Regions from separate parts of the Homo sapiens genome. Here region 1 is linked to region 2. Evidence: read pairs that join two places in POLR2A ChIA-PET (ENCODE). Cell type or tissue: A673. All regions are shown on one strand. Links, peaks and the distances in the headings refer to the core of each region. The heading gives the core; the rest is flanking DNA. Region 1 overlaps RTF1 (RTF1 homolog, Paf1/RNA polymerase II complex component). Region 2 overlaps RPAP1 (RNA polymerase II associated protein 1).

Evidence for each region. Peaks named below come from ENCODE experiments on the same cell type or tissue, not always from the same donor. Only the 100,000 strongest peaks of a DNase experiment are listed, where the experiment ranks them.
Region 1: POLR2A ChIA-PET joins it to region 2 with 5 read pairs; 4 of 35 experiments call an interaction of 5 or more read pairs at or near these places.

Annotation. Positions count from the first base shown.
Region 1 is chr15:41,432,256-41,442,082 of GRCh38, reverse strand. RTF1 (RTF1 homolog, Paf1/RNA polymerase II complex component) reads right to left here. Exons shown (of 18, transcript NM_015138.5): 2 at 3,652-3,762. Among named protein-coding and RNA genes, the nearest start is that of RTF1, 20 kb to the right of the region's middle. RefSeq lists an enhancer at 9,808-9,827. In A673, for the core only: no CTCF peak of the experiment used is centred there; no DNase peak of the experiment used is centred there; H3K27ac peaks cover 1,023 bases.
Region 2 is chr15:41,526,153-41,535,979 of GRCh38, reverse strand. It overlaps RPAP1 (RNA polymerase II associated protein 1), which reads left to right. Exons shown (of 25, transcript NM_015540.4): 5 at 348-468; 6 at 1,045-1,266; 7 at 4,778-4,957; 8 at 6,001-6,116; 9 at 6,412-6,510; 10 at 7,644-7,745; 11 at 7,953-8,120; 12 at 8,375-8,557; 13 at 8,679-8,813; 14 at 8,912-9,082. Among named protein-coding and RNA genes, the nearest start is that of RPAP1, 13 kb to the left of the region's middle. In A673, for the core only: no CTCF peak of the experiment used is centred there; no DNase peak of the experiment used is centred there.

The sequences.
Region 1 (9,827 bases), core at 1,316-9,315, 95 kb after region 2:
CACAGCAGCAATAAGTTTGAGCTCACAGTAATAACATTGAGTTACACAGTGGCTGGAAGAATTTTTTAATAAAGATTTTAATAGTTATTTTCTGAACTGTCCAAAATAATGAACTATTTGCTCTAACTCAGAGGTGCTCGTGCTAAGCTAGTATCTTGGGCCAAAGAGACATGATGGAAACAGAAAAACAGGCATCTTTCAGAATGACCATGATACAGACGCTGCTGCTCTCGTGAGAGAGGGACTGGAGTAGAGTTACAATAAGCCTGAGGGCCTGGAGTACTAGAATCTGAAGGCAGCAGCAGGAGCTAAGAATCCTGTAGGGGAAAAGTCACTCAAACGCTCATTTCTTGCTGGGCAGGGTGGAGCTTGCTGTCAGCTTTTTCTCCAATACGTGCACAAATCATTGGGTAGTGTTCTAAGATGAGCAGTTTTTTACTTCATTAAGCAGCTGCAAGTAACAAAGGGAACCCTAAACCATGAAGAATTTTATGGATGTGGATCTCCTCTAACACAAGTTGTGGGCTCCTCTAATGCTTTGGCTAAAAAAGGAGGAAGGGAATCTCAGTACTAACTGCAAAAGTTAGGACTCTGACCTAACTTTTAACAACAGACATATGGAGAATGAATGTGTTCCAAGCAGACTTACTGCTTGTATCTTAAGGAATACCAGAGACCACAAACACATTACAGGGTATTCCAGGCATAACACATATTCAAACTTAATACAATACTGAGTGGCAAGGGTGGACCACAGCAGCTGACTTCTGAAACATGAAAAATAAAAGTAGCTATAAGAATAGTGGGAGAGAGGCCAGACATGGTGGCTCACGCCTGTAATCCCAGCACTTTGGGAGGCCGAGGCGGGCGGATCACAAGGTCAGGAGATAGAGACCATCCTGGCTAACATGGTGAAACCCCGTCTCTACTAAAAATACAAAAAATTAGCCAGGAGTGGTGGCAGGCGCCTGTAGTCCCAGCTATTTGGGAGGTTGAGGCAGAAGAATGGAGTGAGCCCAGGAGGCGGAGCTTGCAGTAAGCCGAGATCACGCCACTGCACTCCAGCCTGGGTGACAGAGTGAGACTCCGTCTCAAAAAAAAAAAAAAAAAAAAAGAGGGGACTAGTGGGAGAGAAAATTATTTCAAGGTTTTTCTGTATTGTCTAGGCATTTAAAGAAAGAAAACAGAAAACAAAATGAAAAAGCAAATTATTTCATAGACCCCCCACTGATTTTTTGTTAATTTGAGAGAAATTATAGTTTATCCATTAAAAATAAACAAAAGAATAAACTTTTGGCCAGGCACAGGGCTCACGCCTCTAATCCCAGCACTTTGGGAAGCCGAGGCGGGCAGATCACGAGGTCAGGAGAATGAGACCATCTTGGCTAACGTGGTGAAACCCCGACTCTACCAAAAATACAAAAAATTAGCTGGGTGTGGTGACATGCGCCTGCAGTCCCAGCTACTTGGGAGGTTGAGACAGGAAAATTGCTTGAACCCAGGAGGCAGAGGTTGCAGTGAGCTGAGATCGCACCACTGCACTCCAGCCTGGCAACAGAGCGAGACTCTGTCTCAAAAAAAAAAAAAAAAAAGAGGCCAGGCGCGGTGGCTCACGCCTATAATCCCAGCACTTTGGGAGGCCAAGGGGGCGGGTCACCTGAGGTTAGGAGTTTGAGACCAGCCTGGCCAACATGGTGAAACCCCATCTCTACTAAAAATAAAAAATTAGCCAGGTGTGGTGGCACGCACCTGTAGTCCCAGCTACTCAGGAGGCTGAGGCAGGAGAATCTCTTAAACCCGGAAGGCAGAGGTTGCAGTGAGCCGAGATTGCGCCGCTGCACTGTAGCCTGGGTGACAGAGTGAGACGCAGTCTCAAGAAAAAAAAAAAAAAAAAGAAAGAAATTATCACTACAGTTGATCAGAAGGCAATCACTCCAATATGCACATGCAGGGCACCGGTAAATACTATTCAGCTGCTAATTAAATTTCATTATATTAAATAAACATTTTTTACTTTACTGTTAACAAATATTTTCCTAGGCTGTAGGGTAAGAAATTACACTGAAAGGTGATATCCGGCTTCTCTGCAAGTAATTACTAAGGGGAAGAAAATACTTTAAATCAAATGAAAGGCTGGGTGCAATGGCTCATGCCTGTAATCTCAGCAGTTTGGGAGGCCAAGGCAGGTGGATCATCTGAGGTCGGAAGTTTGAGACCAGCCTGGCGAACGTGGCAAAACCCTGTCTCCACTAAAAATACAAAAATCAGCCGGGCACTGTGGTGCGTGCTTGTAGTTCCAGCTACTTGGGAGGCTGAGGCAGGAGAATCGCTTGAACCCGAGAGGCAGAGGTTGCAGTGAGCCGAGATCGTGCCGTTGCACTCTGGCCTGGGCGATAAGAGTGAGACTCCATCTCAAAAAAATAAAATAAAATAAATAAATCAAATGAGAAACATGTAGAAGTGTTTCAAATATCTTTCCCCTCATCCCTGTCTTCCATTAAGGTTTTGGATCTTTTAGGGCCTGCCATTGTTGGTAGGTAATTTGGGAAAGTGACCTTGGTCTAGACAATGAACAGTTGGATTTTCCTCCTTTGAAGTTAACACCATCACTCGGAGGGATGTTGAATCAATCTTCCCAAAGTTTCTTTTCTCACTAAAGTATTTCCCATTAAACTACAGCATCCTTGATAGAATTTATTTTCTAACTTGAAAGTGAGATTAAAAAGATGACTCAAAAAGAAAAAAGAGAGTCCGGGCGCAGTGGCTCACACCTGTAATCCCAGCACTTTGGGAGGCCAAGGTGGGTGGATCACGAGGTCAGGAGATTGAGACCACCCTGGCTAACACAGTGAAACCCCGTCTCTACTAAAAATAAAAAAAAAAATTAGCCAGGCCTGGTGGCGGGTGCCTGTAGTCCCAGCTAGTCAGTAGGCTGAGGCAGGAGAATGGCGTGAACCTGGAAGGCGGAAGTTGCAGTGAGCCAAGATCACACCACTGCACTCCAGCCTGGTGACAGAGTGAGACTCTGTCTTGAAAAAAAAAAAAAGAAAATAAAAGAAAAAATAGGATTACTGACTGTACCACTTCTGCAATAAGGCTGAAAAAAAAAAAAAAAGCTACAGAATGACTACGCATGTCCTGCAGAGGGACCCACTAGGTAACTAGCAGTACAATGAACATGACATTCAATAGCTTTCATTACACCATTTTCTTTTTTTTTTTGAGACAGAGTCTTGCTTTGTCACCCAGGCTGCAGTGCAGTGGGGCGATCCCGGCTCACTGCAACCTCTGCCTCCTGAGTTCAAGCAATTCTCCTGCCTCAGCCTCCTTAGTAGCTGGGATTACAGGCGTGCACCACCACGCCTGGCTAATTTTTGTATTTTTAGTAGAGACAGGGTTTCACCATGTTGGCCAGGCTGGTCTCGAACTCCTGACCTCAGGTGATCCACCCACCTCAGCCTCCCAAAGTGCTGGGATTACAGGAGAGAGCCACAGCGCCCGGCCTTCCTTACACCATTTTCTTTCCCCAATAAATTCTTGTAGATCTTAGGCTGTAAGTCTCCATTTAAGGAAATGAGGCCAACAGGAGCCACCAAAGCGAGGAGCCTCAACTATCTAATGGTCCCAGAAGCCGAGGCCCTCCACACCCACCTCATCGTCACTGTCAGACGTCTCCGAGTCTGACGAGGCTGCAGGCTGACTCACAGGCGGCTCCTTCTCCTCAGAGTCACTGCGCTTTCGCTTTGCCAGGGACAAGAGCTCCTAATGGGACAAAAATAGGCACATCAGTTTTGTTCAACAGAGAAAGAATATCCAAGAATAATAAAATGCCCACCCTCTCTAGATCTTTTTTATATTTTTGTGTTTTCAACTAAAGGACATTGTCACAGGGACTTCTATCAGCATGAACAGACTGACTGCTAGGATTCCAAGATGCTGAAGAAATGTTTAGAAAATCTGCCCCACCTTTTCAATGGATAATATATGTCTGAAGTTGGACAGGAAATGGAACCAAACTGGAGGCTATCCCCAAACTGTTCCTGATTCTACCCTAAACAACAGAAGCACTGATTCTCTGGGACTGGTAAGAAACATGTTTACAAAGGTAACCTAGTCACTGTTTTATCCGGTTTAGTATTTTAATGGTAAAATTGGCATTTGTGGGGCAGTTTTGAATAAGCTTACAAACTGTAATTTCTGAGGTCATTTTATATTTTGAATACTTAAACCAGAAAAAAAGTGTCCAGTGTTTAATCCAGTCTGTGACAACAAGCAGTAAGTGTGCTGGCCACTACACCAGAATCCTAATTTCACAAGCCCTATTCTCCCAATTCACCACCTCTGCCTTGTCCTGGTCATTTAAGCGAAATGACAGTAAGAAGGAAGTACCAGTAAGTAAGCCATGACTACAACCAAGATTTGCTCTGTCACATGGTTCCCTTCTCACTTGAAGTCTCCTCAACTCAGTCCAGTCACTCAAAAACGCAACAAAAGGTTACTTGCTCTGCTTTCTGCTAATACCAATACCAGTCCACAATTATACTGTACTCACTAGATGCCAGATACTTTTCTTTTTTCTTTTTTTTTGAGACAGAGTCTCGCTGTGTCACCCAGGCTGGAGTACAGTGGTGCGACCTCGGCTTACTACAAGCTCTGCCTCCCGGGTTCACACCATTCTCCTGCCTCAGCCTCCCGAGTAGCTGTCAGGCGCCCACCACCACGCCCGGCTAATTTTTTTTTTTTGTATTTTTAGTAGAGAGGGGGTTTGACCACATTAGCCAGGATGCTCTCGATCTCCTGACCTCGTGATCCGCCCGCCTTGGCATCCCAAAGTGCTGGGATTACAGATGTGAGCCCCCACACCCGGCCCAATGCAAGGTACTTTTCTAAACATCTGATATTTAATCTTCACAACAACTGATATCATTACCATTTAAAGATAATGAAAGAAAAGAGATTTTTTTGTTGTTCTTGGTTTTTATTGTTTGTTTGTTTCAAGATGGAGTCTTGCTCTGTCGCCCAGGCTGGAGTGCAGTGGCGAGATCTCGGCTTACTGCAACCTCCGCCTCCCGGGTTCAAGCGATTCTCCTGAGTCAACCTCCCGAGTAGCTGGGACTACAGGGGTGTGCCACCACACCTGGGTAATTTTTTGTATTTTAGTAGAGACGGGGTTTCACCAAGTTGGCCAGGATGGTCTCGATCTCCTGACCTTGTAATCCGCCCAACTCGACCTCCCAAAGTGCTGGGATTACAGGCGTGAGCCACCATGCCTGGTCTCTTATTGTTTTTGAGACAGAGACTCACTCTGTTGCCCAGTCTAGAGTGCAGTGGCACGATCTCGGCTGACTGCAACCTCCACCTCCCAGATTCAAGCAATGGCCGTGCCTCAGCCTCCCAAGTAGATGGGACTACAGGAGAATGCCACCATGCCTGGCTAATTTTTTTTTTTTTTTTTTTTTGAGACAGAGTCTTGCTCTGTCGCCCAGGCTGGAGTGCAGTGGTGTGATCTCGGCTTACTGCAAGCTCCGCCTCCCGGGTTCATACCATTCTACTGCCTCAACCTCCCAAGTGGCTGGGACTACAGGCACCCACCACCACGCCTGGCAATTTTTTTTTTTTTTTTTTTGAGACGGAGTCTCGCTCTGTCACCCAGGCTAGAGTGCAGTGGCACAATCTTGGCTCACTGCAAGATCGGCCTCCCGGGTTCACACCATTCTCCTGCCTCAGCCTCCTGAGTAGCTGGGACTACCGGTGCCAGCCAAGCCCAGCTAATTTTTTTTTTTTTTTTTTTTTTTAGTAGAGACGGGATTTCACTGTGTTAGCCAGGATGGTCTCAATCTCCTGACCTCGTGATCCGCCTGCTTTGGCCTCCCAGAGTGCTAGGATTACAGGCGTGAGCCACTGCACCCAGCCATGCCTGGCTAATTTTTGTACTTTTAGTAGAAATGGGGTTTTGTCATGCTGCCCAGGCTGGTCTTGAACTACTGACCTCAGGTGATTCACTCGCCTTGGCCTCCCAAAGTGCTGGGATTACAGGTGTGAACCACCACACCAGGCCAAGAAACTAAGGAGTTTAAGTAACTTACCCAAGCTGTGTAACTTACCTAGTAACACAGCTGGTACATGATAGAGCCAGGATTCAAACCTCGGCAGACAGAATCCTGGCTCCTAACTGAGTCATGGCTTACTAGTCTGAAACATTTTTCCCTTCTGCCAAAAGAGAGAAGATACAGCTAATAAACACTAGTAGTAATATTCCTTAACGATGATGGTGCTATACAATTATGGATCAAGTGCCAAGACAGACTGTAAAATAATAGACTGCTACAAAGTATCTGTTTTATTCTTCCAGTCTCTATTTTAGGAGTATATCCTCCCTCCTTGGCTAAAATGAGAAATGACCTTCTCAGATTAAACAACTGACTCTCTTGTTGATAAACACTCATAAAATGTTAACTCTTGTCATTTCACTAGACAGAGTTAACATACCAACTTCCTGAAAGACTGAAATCATACTCTGCTTTTTCATACCAAAATGTTAACTCTATGGACCAAATGCAAATTATATCAACACTTGTGTGTTTACAGTCGTTTTAAAACCTGAGGTAAACTGGGCACGGTGGTCTACACCTGTAATCCCAACACTTTGGGAGGCCAAGGTAGGAGGCTTGCTTGTAGAGACCCAGTCTCTATAAAAAAAAAAACAAAACAAAAAACCCAAACTTGAGGTATAATTTATATATATTTTATCCTTTCTAATATACTTTTCTAATATACTAACACATATAGTTCTATGAGTTTGACAAATACTTTAAACCACGACCACAGTCAAGATCTTTATCTTCTCTGATACAGAGAAGATCTAATCTCATCTCTGACTCCTTCAGGTTCACAAATACACTAGTACTCCTGTTTTGATACCAATTGATTATAACAAAGATTTGGATTTGCTATTAATCAAAACACAGCAGACATCTGCTAAAAGTTACTGTAGGCAGGAGGCTACAGGCAGGAGAATCGCTTGAACCCAGGAGGCAGAGGTTGCAGTGAGCTGAGATCACGCCACTGCACTCCAGCATGGGCGACAGAGCGAGACTCCATCTCAAAAAAAAAAAAAAAAGAGTTACTGTAACTAAAGTAAGACATTAGTACTGCTGGCCAGGCGCGGTGGCTCACGCCTGTAATCCCAGAACTTTGGGAGGCCAAGGCGGGCAGATCACGAGGTCAGGAGTTCGAGACCATCCTGGCCAACATAGTGAAACTCCGTCTCTACTAAAAATACAAAAAATTAGCCGGGCATGGTGATGTGCGCCTGTAATCCCAGCTACTCGGGAGGCTGAGGCAGGAGAACTGCTTCAACCTGGCAGGCAGAGGTTGCAGTGAGCAGAGATCGCATCACTGCACTCCAGCCCGGGTGACAGTGCAAGACTCCATCTCAAAAAGAAAAAAAAAAAAAAAGACATTAGTACTGCCTTCCTGCTAAGGAGGTTCCACTCCATATCCCATCATCTACACTCTACAGTTCCATCATCCCTCAATTCTCTCATCTTTATACATCCCTTCTCCCATTCCCTGGCAACCAGAGACCTGTTTTCTGTCCCTATAGAACATCATATAGATGGAATCATATAGTATCTTAGCCTTTTGAGTTTGGCTTCTTTCATTCAGCACAGTGCATTTGAGATTCATTCACATTACAGCATGTATCATTACTATAGTTTGTCTCTATTTTTGCTAAGTAGTATTCCACTGTATGAATGTATCAGTTTGTTGAACCATTTACCAGCTGAAAAACATTTGTGCTAGGTGCAGTGGTTCACGCCTATAATCCCAGCACTTTGGGAAGCCAAGGTGGGAGGACCGCTTGAGCCCAAAAGTTTGAGACCAGCTTGGCAACATAGCATGACCTCATCTTTACTTAAAAAAAAAAAAAAAAAAGGCCAGGCGTGGTGGCTCACGCCTGTAATTCCAGCACTTTGGGGAGGCCAAGGTGGCGGATCACCTGAGGTTGGGAGTTCGAGACCAGCCTGACCAACATGGAGAAACCGCATCTCTACTAAAAATAAAAAATTAGCTGTGCGTGGTGGTGCATGCCTGTAATCCTAGCTACTCGGGAGGCTGAGGCAGAAGAATTGCTTGAACCTGGGAGGCAGAGGTTGCAGTGAACTGAAATAGCACCATTGCACTCCAGCCTGGGCAAAAAGAGCAAAACTCCATCAAAAAAAAAAAAAAAAAAAAAGTGTGGTAGCAAACAACAACAATAAAACATCTGAGTTGTTACCATTTGGGGGTAATTGTATGTTCATGTATAGTCTTCTATGTAAACATTAGTTTTTACTTCACTTTGAGTAAATACCTAGGACTGGGATTGCTGGGTTATATAGTAATACGTTTATGGTCTTTACCATTACCTTTTTTCCCATATTACTTTAATGTAAATTTATAAGCTTTAAAGACTTCTGGGCTGGGTGCAGTGGCTCACGTTTGTAATACCACTACTTTGGGAGGCTGAGGCAGGTATATCACTTGAGGTGTGCCTGGCCAACATGGTGAAACCTGATCTTTGCTAAAAATACAAAAATCAGCTGGGCATGGTGGCGCACGCCTGTAGTCCTAGCTGCTCAGGAGGCTGAGGTGGGAGAATCACTTGAGTCTGGGAGGTGGGGGTTGCGGTGAGCAAAGATCATGCCAGTGCACTCCAGCCTGGGCAACAGAGTGAGACTCTGTCTCAAAAAGGCAAAAAAGACTTCTGGTAAGTAATCTCTTCTCTGACCCCTTCAGTTTCACAAATGCATTATTATGCCAGTTTTATATTTTTATTTATTTATTTTTTTTGAGATGGACTCTCACTATGTCTCCCAGGCTGGAGTATAGTGGAGTGATCTCGGCTCACAGCAACCTCCGCCTCCCTGGTTCAAGTGATTCTCCTGCCTCAGCCTCCCAAGTAGCTGGGACTATAGGTGCACGCCACCACACCCAGCTAATAGTTTTGTATTTTTAGTAGAGACAGGTTTTCACCATGTTGGCCAGGATGGTCTCGAACTCCTGATGATCTGCCCACCTCAGCCTCCCAAAGTGTTGGGATTACAGGTGTGAGCCACCGCAGCCGACCTCAGTATGCCTGTTTGTTTTTCTTTTTTTTGTGAGACGGAGTTTCACTCTTGTTGCCCAAGCTGGAGTGCAATGGTGCGATCCCGGCTCACTACAACCTCGGCCTCCTGGTTCAAGCAATTCTCCTGCCTCAGCCTCCCAAGTAGCTGGGATTACAGGTGTGCACCACAACACCTGGCTAATTTTTTGTATTTTTAGTAGAAGTAGGGTTTCACCACATTAGCCAGGCTGGTCTTGAACTCCTGATCTCAGGTGAGCCGCCGCCTTGGCCTCCCAAAGTGCTGGGATTACAGGTGTGAGCCACCATGCCCAGCCTAGTATGCCTGTTTTAATACCAATTCGTTATAAGAGAAATTTGGATTTGCTATCAATCAAACCATAGTAGACATCTGTTAAAAGTTACTGTAACTGAAGTGTTAAGACATTAGTACTGCCTTCCTGTTAAGGAGGTTCCGCTCTACATACTGAAAACCTAGGCCGGGCGCAGTGGCTCACGCCTGTAATCCCAGCACTTTGGGAGGCTGAGGTGGGTGGATCACGAGGTCAGGAGATCAAGACCAACCTGGCTAACACAGTGAAACCCTGTCTCTACTAAAAATACAAAAAATTAGCCAGGCGTGGTGGCGAGCGCCTGTAGTCCCAGGTACTCCGGAGGCTGAGGTGGGAGAATGGCGTGAACCCGGGAGGCGGAACTTGCAGTGGGCCGAGATTGTGCC
Region 2 (9,827 bases), core at 549-8,548:
AATCTTCATAACAAACATATAAGGCAGGTATCATGATGATACCTTGGGGATGAGGAGTCCTTATTCCCATTTTTCATATGAGGAAACTGAGACCCCAAAGAGATAAATAACTTGTCCAACACCACACATCTAATAGGTAGAAGAGCCAGAACTTCAACCCAAGTCTGTCAGAGTCTAAGACCTTTACTCTTATAGACCTCTCCTTTTTCTGAGAACTAGGGTTGTGATCCCTGGAAATTGAGCAAATCCCCTTTTATCTCTTTGTTCCAGAGGCCTTGATATAAAGAGGTTGAGAGGAAAGTGGGATGATGAGCATCAGTAACCTGGGTTTTCTTTTTGCCCCACAGGGGAAATCAGCAACATCTGGTAAGAGAAGCATCTTTGCCCAGGAAATTGCGGCAAGGAGGATAGCTGAAGCCAAGGGCCCATCAGTTGGGGAAGTTGTGCCCAACGTGGGCCCACCAGAGGGTGAGCCGGGGTTGAAGAGGATTGGGCTTGGCCTTTTTAAAAGACACAATCATAGGGTCATTTTTGAAGATATGTCTTCCTGCCTCAAATGAGAGGTGCATTTGAGCCATCTCAAGTAGTCTGAGAATACTAGGTATGGGAGGCTTGGGTCCATATCTGGGTCTCAGGTGCTGGGAGTGGGGCAGGCCATTATGCAGTCCTAAGAGAAAGGGAATAGGGCAGAAGTGTCTGGCAGAGACTGTAAAATAAATGTGTTGGCCAAGATCCCTTTAATGATGCAAATTATTAGCTTAACAGCTGGGAGCAGGCCCCTGGCTATAGATGCCTGCCTAGATATCTAAGAGGAGTCAGAAATTAGGATGTTTCTGAGGAAAACCTTTTCATATAAGTACTAGGGAAGCAGTGAGTGGAGAAGCCACCTGGAGTCCCTGTGCCAGACCCAGTGGGGTCTCCACTCTGAGGAAAGTTTGGGTCTATACCTGTCTCCAGGGCTAATAGCCTTATAGAAGAAGGCCAAAAAGCCCAGTTAGAGCCCTGGAGGACAGAGCAATGAATGTGATCATACCTTTCTTCCAGGTGCCGTGACCTGTGAGACACCCACTCCTAGGAACCAGGGCTGCCAGCTTCCTGGGAGCAGCCACAGCTTTCAGGGACCCAATCTGGTCACAGGGAAGGGGCTCAGGGATCAAGAAGCTGAGCAGGAAGCCCAGACTATCCATGAAGAGAACATAGCAAGACTGCAGGCCATGGCTCCTGAGGAGATCCTGCAGGAACAGCAGCGGTTGCTGGCCCAGCTTGGTATGGGTGCCTGGCTTTCCTGCTGAGACCAGGCTAGGAGAGGAATACCACTTATTGAGCTAGGCTTACTGTGAGTTCCGGGCACTGTGCTGAGTACTTTAATGCTTTTTTTTTTTTTTTTTTTTTTTTTGAGATGGTCTTGCTCTGTCACCCAGGCTGGAATGCAGTGGCACGATCTCGGCTCACTGCAACCTCCACCTTCACGGCTCAAGCAATCCTCCCACTTCAGCCTCCTGTGTAGCTGGGATTATAGGCACACACCACCACACTCAGCTAATTTTTTTTTTTTTTTGGGGGGACAGAGTTTCACTCTTGTTGCCTAGGCTGGAATGCAATAGCACAATCTCGGCTCACCACAACCTCCGCCTCCCGGGTTCAAGAGATTCTCCTACCTCAGTCTCTCGAGTAGCTGGAATTACACGCATCTGCCACCACGCCCAGCTAATTTTTTTATTTTTAGTAGAGGTAGGGTTTCTCCATGTTGGTCAGGCTGGTCTCGAACTCCCAACCTCAGGTGATCTGCCCTCCTCGGCCTCCCAAAGTGCTAGGATTACAAGCATGAGCCACCATGCCCGGCCTTTTTTTTTTTTTGAGATGGAGTTTCGGTCTTGTTGCCCAGGTTAGAGTGCAATGGCGCGACGTAGGCTCACTGCAACCTCCGCCTCCTGGGTTCAAATGATTCTCCTGCCTCAGCCTCCTGAGTATCTGGGATTACAGGTGCCCACCACCATACCCAACTAATTTTTGTATTTTTAGTAGAGACGGAGTTTCACCATGTTGGCCAGGCTGGTGTCGAACTCCTGACCTCAGGTGATCCACTGGCCTTGGCCTCCCAAAGTGCTGGAGCCACTGCGCCTAGGTTTTTTTTTTTTTTTAAGACGGATTTTTCCTCTTGTTGCCCAGGCTGGAGTGCAATGGCGCAATCTCTGCTCACTGCAACCTCTGCCTCCCAGGTTCAAGCAATTCTCCTGTCTCAGCCTCCAAAGTAGCTGGGATTACAGGCGCCTGCCACCATGCCTGGCTAATTTTTTTATTTTTTGTATTTTTAGTAGAGACGGGGTTTCCCTGTATTGGCCAGGCTGGTTTCGAACTCTTGACCTCAGGTGGATCAAAGTGCCTCCCAAAGTGCTGGGATTACAGGTGTGAGCCACCGTGCCTGGCCCCCAGCGAATTTCTTTTAAGGTTTTTGTAGAGATGAGGTCTCACTATATTGCACAGGTTGGTTTTTGTTTTTTGTTTTTTGTTTTCAGAGTCTCCCTCTGTCACCCAGGCTGGAGTGGAATGGCACGATCTCGGCTCACTGCAACCTCTGCCTCCCAGGTTCAAGTGATTCTTGTGCCTCAGCCTTTTCAGCAGCTGGAATTAGAGGTGTGTACCACCATGCTTGGCTAATTTTTTTTATTTTCAGTAGAGATGGGGTCTCACCATGTTGGCCAGGCTAGTTTCGAACTCCTGGCATCAAGTGATCCACCGACCTCAGCCTCCCAAAGTGCTGGGATTACAGGCATGAGCCACCGTGCCTGACCTTTAATGCATTATTCAGTTCTGTCCTTAAACTTGTCCTGTGAGGTAGGTGGTATTAACCCTATTTTACTTATGAAAGAAACTGAGGCCTAAAATTTAAAAGAAATTCTACCCAGGTCACACACCTTATAAGAAGCACAGGACACAGGATTTAAACCCAGATCTACCTGGTCTCATATGCCCTGCTTTTTTTTTTTTTTTTTTTTTTTTTGAGACGGAGTCTCGCTCTGTTGTCCTGGGTGGAGTACAGTGACACGATCTCAGCTCACTGCAACCTGTACCTCCCTAGTTCAAGCGATTTTCCTGCCTCAGCCTCCTGAGTAGCTGGGATTACAGATGTGCACCACCACACCCAGCTAATTTTTTTGTATTTTTAGTAGAGATGGGTTTCACCATGTTGGCCAGGCTGGTCTTGAACTCCTGACCTCCAGCGACCCATCTGCCTCGGCCTGCTGAAGTGCTGCGATTTTTTTTTTGAGATGGTCACCGTGCCCAGCCGAGGCCCTACTTTTTAACCACTGTGCTATGTATAACTGTACTACCCTGGTATAGTATACACTATGCTTTATTATAGCTATACTCTAGTATATGTATAGTCTCTTCTACTCTGTGATACTGTTCTATGCTATGCCTCACCCCTAGTGTCTGTTCACCAAAATGCCAGGCACTCAGTCAATCTTGTTACCCACTGTATACTAGCACCTCTATAGAGTATAATACGTGTTAGGGCTCAGTATGGTGCCTTGCCCTGTAATTCCAGCACTTTGGGAGGTTGAGGTGAGAGGATTGCTTGAGGCCAAGAGTTTACGACCAGCTTGAGGAACATCATGAGACCCCATCTCTACAAAAAATAAAGATATAAAAAATTACAGCCAGGTGTGGAGGCTCACGCCTGTAATCCCAGCACTTTGGGAGGCTGAGGTGGGCGGATCACAAGATCAAGACATTGAGACCATCCTGGCCAACACGGTGAAACCCTGTCTCTACTAAAAATACAAAAATTAGCTGGGCGTGGTGGCACACGCCTGTAGTCCCAGCTACTCGGGAGGCTGAGGCAAGAAAATCACTTGAACCCGGGAGGCGGACCTTGCAGTGAGCCGAGATCGTGCCATGGCACTCCAGCCTGGGCGACAGAGTGAGACTCTGTCTCAAAAAAAAAAAAAAAAATTAGCCAGATATGGTGGTGCATGCCGGTAGTCCCAGTTACTTGGGAGGCTGAGGCGGGAGGATTGCTTGAGCCCAGGAGTTTGAGGCTGTGGTGAGCTACGATTGTGCCACTGCACTCCAGCATGGGTAACAGAGCAAGACCCTATCTCTTTAAAAATATATATTTACAGCCTGAGCAACATGGTAAAACCCCGTCTCTAGTAAAAATACAAAAATTAGCCAGGCGTGGTGGCAGGCACTTTTAATCCCAGCTACTCAGGAGGCTGAGGCAGGAGAATCCCTTGAACCTGGGAGATGGAGGTTGCAGTAAGTTGAGATTGCACCACTGCACTCCAGCCCGGGCGACACAGCGAGATTCCGTCTCAAAAAAAAAAAAAAAAAAAAAAAAAAAAAAATATATATATATATATATATATATATATGTGTGTGTGCATAAATAAATTAGCTAAGAGAAGGAAATTCTTTCTGTAAATGCCTTCTTTTTGGCCCTAGTCAACATTAACTTATTCATTCTACAGCCACTTACATTGGAACTGTGACCTGAAACCAAAGGGATAGGCATAGGAACCTGGGCCAGTGGACTGTGAGGGATAGAGGGAAAGGTGGGCAGGTGGGCAGGTGGGCCTAGTGACCCCACAGGTGTGAGAAGGCTGGGTCATTGATGGGCCACAGGAGCACCCAGAAGGCTCAGGCCCAGGCTCGGAAGCAGCTTGTCCTGTCCTTGGCACCCACAGACAGGCGATATTCAGCGGGTTCCAGGTCTGTAGGAGGCCAGGGAGGATCTACCCTCACTCACTCTCCCCTCTACCTTCGCCTCTAGACCCCAGCTTGGTTGCTTTCTTGAGATCTCACAGCCACACGCAAGAGCAAACAGGAGAGACAGCCTCTGAGGAGCAGAGGCCAGGAGGACCCTCTGCTAATGTCACCAAGGAGGAACCCCTCATGTCAGCTTTTGCCAGTGAGCCCAGGAAGAGAGACAAGCTGGAGCCAGAAGCCCCAGGTTTGCAGGAGGCGGGGGTCATATTTTGGTGGATAAAAGTAGGGGAAATTGTCCCTTTTCCTAGGCCTGGCAAATGAGAGAAGAGAGAAGCTTCTGTGCTTTTGGACATCTAACATTAATCCTCATTATTGGCTTCAAGTCAGTCTTCATTGCTGATGCATGTCTTCTTCCTGCACATGCTTCCTGTTTTCTTGTCCTGTTACTGCCCCTTCTCCGCCTTCCCTTTTAAGAGGCAGCAATGCGTGATGGCTGAATCCCACTCCACCCGCTCCCGGCAGACTATCTTCCTGTCCTTGCTGTAGCTGCCCCAGCTCTGGCTCTGTCCATCCCACTGTTCTTTCTCTCTCTGCTCACAGTGCTGGGGGAAAGATGGCAGGGCCAGAGTAATAAGAGAGGCAGAATCTGACAAAGATCTTATGAACATGCCAGACCAGAAGCAGAGAGGCCAGTGGAAGCACTCATTTCCCAGAAACTAGATTATTTCATTAGTGATTAACAAAATAAGAAATTGAATTATGAGAGCCAGGAACCTCATGCCCCCGGAGGAGCTCCAGGCCAGCTGAGCAGGTTGGGTGGGGGTAGGCGTGAAGGAGGAAAATGCTGTGGGATTTGTTTCTGTATCCTGCCCCCCAGGAGCAGTATAGTTGCCTCCTCCTCATTGTCCCCACTCTCCTACTCCTTTAAGGGCTGGTACTGGAAAGTGGAGATGGTGCCTTCCTGACATATGTGGTCCTCCTTCTTCATCTTTTTCTCCTTTCTTTCTCTTTCTTCCTTCTCCTTCTCCTCCTCTCTCCCCTCCCAACAAATCCTTGGGGTCAGCAAGGGGCTGGAGCCCAGGATGGAGTGTGTCTGTCATATTTGAGACTTTCACCCCAGCCCCAGGAGTTCCAGTCCCTGGGCCATGCCATTTAGCCATAACCGAGGGTAGAAGCTGGCAGATCCTGGAACAGAAGTGGATGTGGCAGCTGCTGGGTGATGGTGGGGACCCCTGTGGATAGTGAGCTGAGCCGTTTGGGTAATACTATCATGCTTTGTCTCCCCAGCTCTGGCATTGCCCGTGACCCCTCAGAAAGAATGGCTGCACATGGACACTGTCGAGCTGGAGAAGCTCCACTGGACCCAGGACTTGCCCCCTGTCCGGCGGCAGCAGACACAGGAGGTGAGGAGGGCCACCTGGCCTACAAGGGGTGGGTGAGATAGGGCAGGAGAGGAGCTGCTGCTCTTGCCCTCAGAACTCAGGCCTTTCTATTGCCCAGAGCCTGAGAAGCATCTCTCCTTTGCTCTCACCCACCTTTACCATCACTCTGCCTGGCCCCCAAGGCCAGATAAGCCCCATTTCTGGTAGAAGTAGAGTCAGTACCTAAGTCCTGAAAGGCCTGGGATTAAAGGTGGGGAGTGGGTGTGGGAAGGTTGCTGGAGCCCCCAGACCACAGTCCTCTTTCTCTTCCCATTAGAGGATGCAGGCTCGATTCAGTCTTCAGGGAGAACTACTGGCCCCTGACGTGGACCTGCCCACCCACCTGGGTCTGCACCACCATGGAGAGGAGGCAGAGGTGAGGCATGGGACTGGAGAGGATGGGGCAGCTCTTTTAACAACCCCATGGAAAAGGATCTCTGGTCAACTGCCTTTGACCTTCTGTGTGCCCTGTTCTAGTTCATGCCTTTGCTGTGCATTCAGTTTCTTTTTTTGGAGACAGAATCTCGCTCTGGCCCAGGCTGGAGTGCAGTGGTATGATCTTGGCTCACTGCAGCCTCCACCTCCTGGGTTCAAGCCATTCTCCTGCCTCAGCCTCCTGACTAGCTGGGATTACAGGCGCATGCCACCACGTCCAGCTAATTTTTGTATTTTTAGTAGAGACGGGGTTTCACCATGTTAGCCAGGATGGTCTTGATCTCCTGAGCTTGTGATCCGCCTGCCTCGGCCTCCCAAAGTGCTGGGATTACAGGCGTGGCATTCAGTTTCTTAGGCTCAAAATCTTGATCCTCTCTCCGTATTCTGGTCAGTTGCTAGAATTTGCCGATCTTCTGTCACCTCCTCATGATGCCTCCTGCACTGTGGCCTTGCTTCCTTGGTCTGCTCACTCTCCATGCCCTCCATTCTCCGCCCCCCTGCCATTCCATGTCTCTCGGGGCTGCTGTGCTGATTTCTTCTGGCCCAGCTCAGGCCATGCCTTGCCTCCAGAAGTTTCCCAGCTTCCCTCTGCTCACAAAATAAGGTTCTGGTCTCAGCTGGGCAAGATATTCCTTCTACCTTTTGTCCCTGCTGACCCTGCTGCTCTGCCTCCTTCACTTCCTGCTACACCACTCTGCTGGCTTCTCCCCACATACCTCCTGTGCTCAGGGCCCTCCAGGACTCCACTCGCTCCAGGAAATGCCTTTGCCTTTTGCTCCATGTCAGGCCATCAAAGCTCTACCCATCCACTGAGACCAATTTAATTTTCCAGGTTCCCTTCTCTCTCTCTCCTGTCCGCCGGTCGCAAATTAAACATCAGTTATCACGTTCCTCTGCATCTGCCTCATGGCATGGTTACTTGTATGCAAGTCTTATCTTTACCGGCTTGAGGCTCCATGGAAAGCAGGGCAGATTTCACTTATTTATCTTTGTCTTTCCTGTGATACCTTGCTTGGTGTTTTGGGGGCACTGTGCTGTATCCTGGCTGCTTCTGACTTCTTGTCCCTGCCCCAGAGAGCGGGGTATTCCCTACAGGAGCTGTTCCACCTGACCCGCAGCCAGGTTTCCCAGCAGAGAGCACTGGCACTGCATGTGTTAGCCCAGGTCATCAGCAGGGTGAGTGGATTGCCAGCCTGGTCCTGCCCACCCTTCCCTTCACCCCACAGCCTCAGACTTCCCCATCTCCTGCCCTTTTCACTCTGGCTCACTAGCCAGCTATGTGCTTTTAACAACCTAGGATCATAGGGGGGCAAACGAAGGATTAGGGCAAAGCCTCTAGATAACTTCAGCATCTTCAGCAAGGTTTTACCCTCCTGCCCTCAGGCCCAGGCTGGTGAGTTTGGGGACCGGCTAGCAGGCAGTGTCTTAAGCCTCCTTTTGGATGCTGGTTTCCTCTTCCTACTGCGCTTCTCCTTGGATGACAGAGTGGATGGGGTCATTGCAACCGCCATCCGTGCTCTTCGGGCTCTGCTGGTGGCTCCTGGAGATGAGGTACCACAGGGATAGGAATGGGGCTTGGGCTGGGAGGTGCCAGGGTCCATATTCCTGTTCCTGGGCATGGCCCCATTGCTAAGGCTTTGCGGGCAAGATGTAGAATGGGATGGCAGGCGTCTCCCTCATCTCCTAAAGTCCCTAAAGCCCAGGAGGCTTGCCTTTATGGTTTTTATTGGGGAGCATCCTCTCTACTCCTGGATCCATTTCCTGGCCCCTTCAGCATTGCCCCCCAACTCCCGTTCCTCTGGCAGGAGCTCCTCGACAGCACCTTCTCTTGGTACCATGGAGCTTTGACGTTCCCTCTGATGCCCAGCCAGGAGGACAAGGAGGATGAGGACGAGGATGAAGAATGCCCAGCAGGAAAAGCAAAAAGGAAAAGCCCTGAAGAAGAAAGCCGGCCTCCACCTGACCTGGCCCGACATGATGTCATCAAGGTAAAGGGACAGCTTCTTTCCCATCCCATGGCCCAGGGGACAAGCACATGCTGGAAAGAGGGGCCATCAATGCCCAGGGTCCAGCTGCATTTGTCAGTGGGTTTCTCTCTCCAACTCCCAGGGGCTCCTGGCTACCAGCCTGCTGCCTCGGCTGCGCTACGTGCTGGAGGTGACATACCCAGGACCTGCGGTGGTCCTTGACATCCTGGCTGTGCTCATCCGCCTGGCCCGGCATTCCCTGGAATCAGCCACAAGGGTGAGAAAAAAGGGAGCAGGGAATGGGCAAAAAGCCTAGCTGGGCCTTGTCTTGACCCACAGCCTCCCTTCCTCCCTTTTACCTCCTGTCTCCCATAGGTCCTGGAGTGCCCTCGGCTGATAGAGACTATAGTTCGAGAGTTCTTGCCCACCAGTTGGTCTCCTGTGGGGGCAGGGCCTACCCCTAGTCTATACAAAGTACCCTGTGCTACTGCCATGAAACTACTTCGTGTCCTGGCCTCAGCTGGGAGGAATATTGCTGCCCGGCTGGTGAGCAGGACACAGGGCAAGGGATGGGGGAATGCATGGGACAGGGTTGGGTTGGGAGCTAAACATGGCTCCTGAACTCTGGGTGGCCAGCTCTTGCCATCTTCTTCCTCTCTGATCCAGTTGCTTAGAAATGCAACAGAAATCACCAGGCATGAACCTGTTTACTGGAGCCTGTTTACTGGAGCCTGGTGCATCATATAGGTATACTGTGGTCTCATGATGTAATAGGAGGTCTCCCTGTTCCCTAGACCCAGATCAGAAGGGCTTCATGCACATAGGCATTCATCATCTATAGCCAAGTAGCCCTAGAGAAGGTGCCCAGCAAGCCTTGCTATAAAGAGGGAGGGCTGGGTGTAGTGGCTCAGGCCTGTAATCCCAGCACTTTGGGAGGCCAAGGCAGGAGGATCACTTGGGGCCAAGAGTTCAGGGGCCAGCCTGGACAACATAGCAAGACTCTGTCTCTACAAAAAACAAAAACAAAAAATTAGCTAGATGTGGTAGCACATGACTGTAGTCTCAGCTACTCGGTAGGCTGAGGTAGAAGGATCACTTGAGCTGGGAGGTGGAGGCTGCAGTGGGCTGGTTGCACCAATCACTGCACTACAGCCTAGGCAACAGGGCGAGACCCCGTCTCAAAAATACTACTACTGGCCAGGTGCAGTGGCTCACGCCTGTAATCACAACACTTTGGGAGACCGAGGTGGTGGATCACTTGAGGTCAGGAGTTCGAGACCAGCCTGGCCAA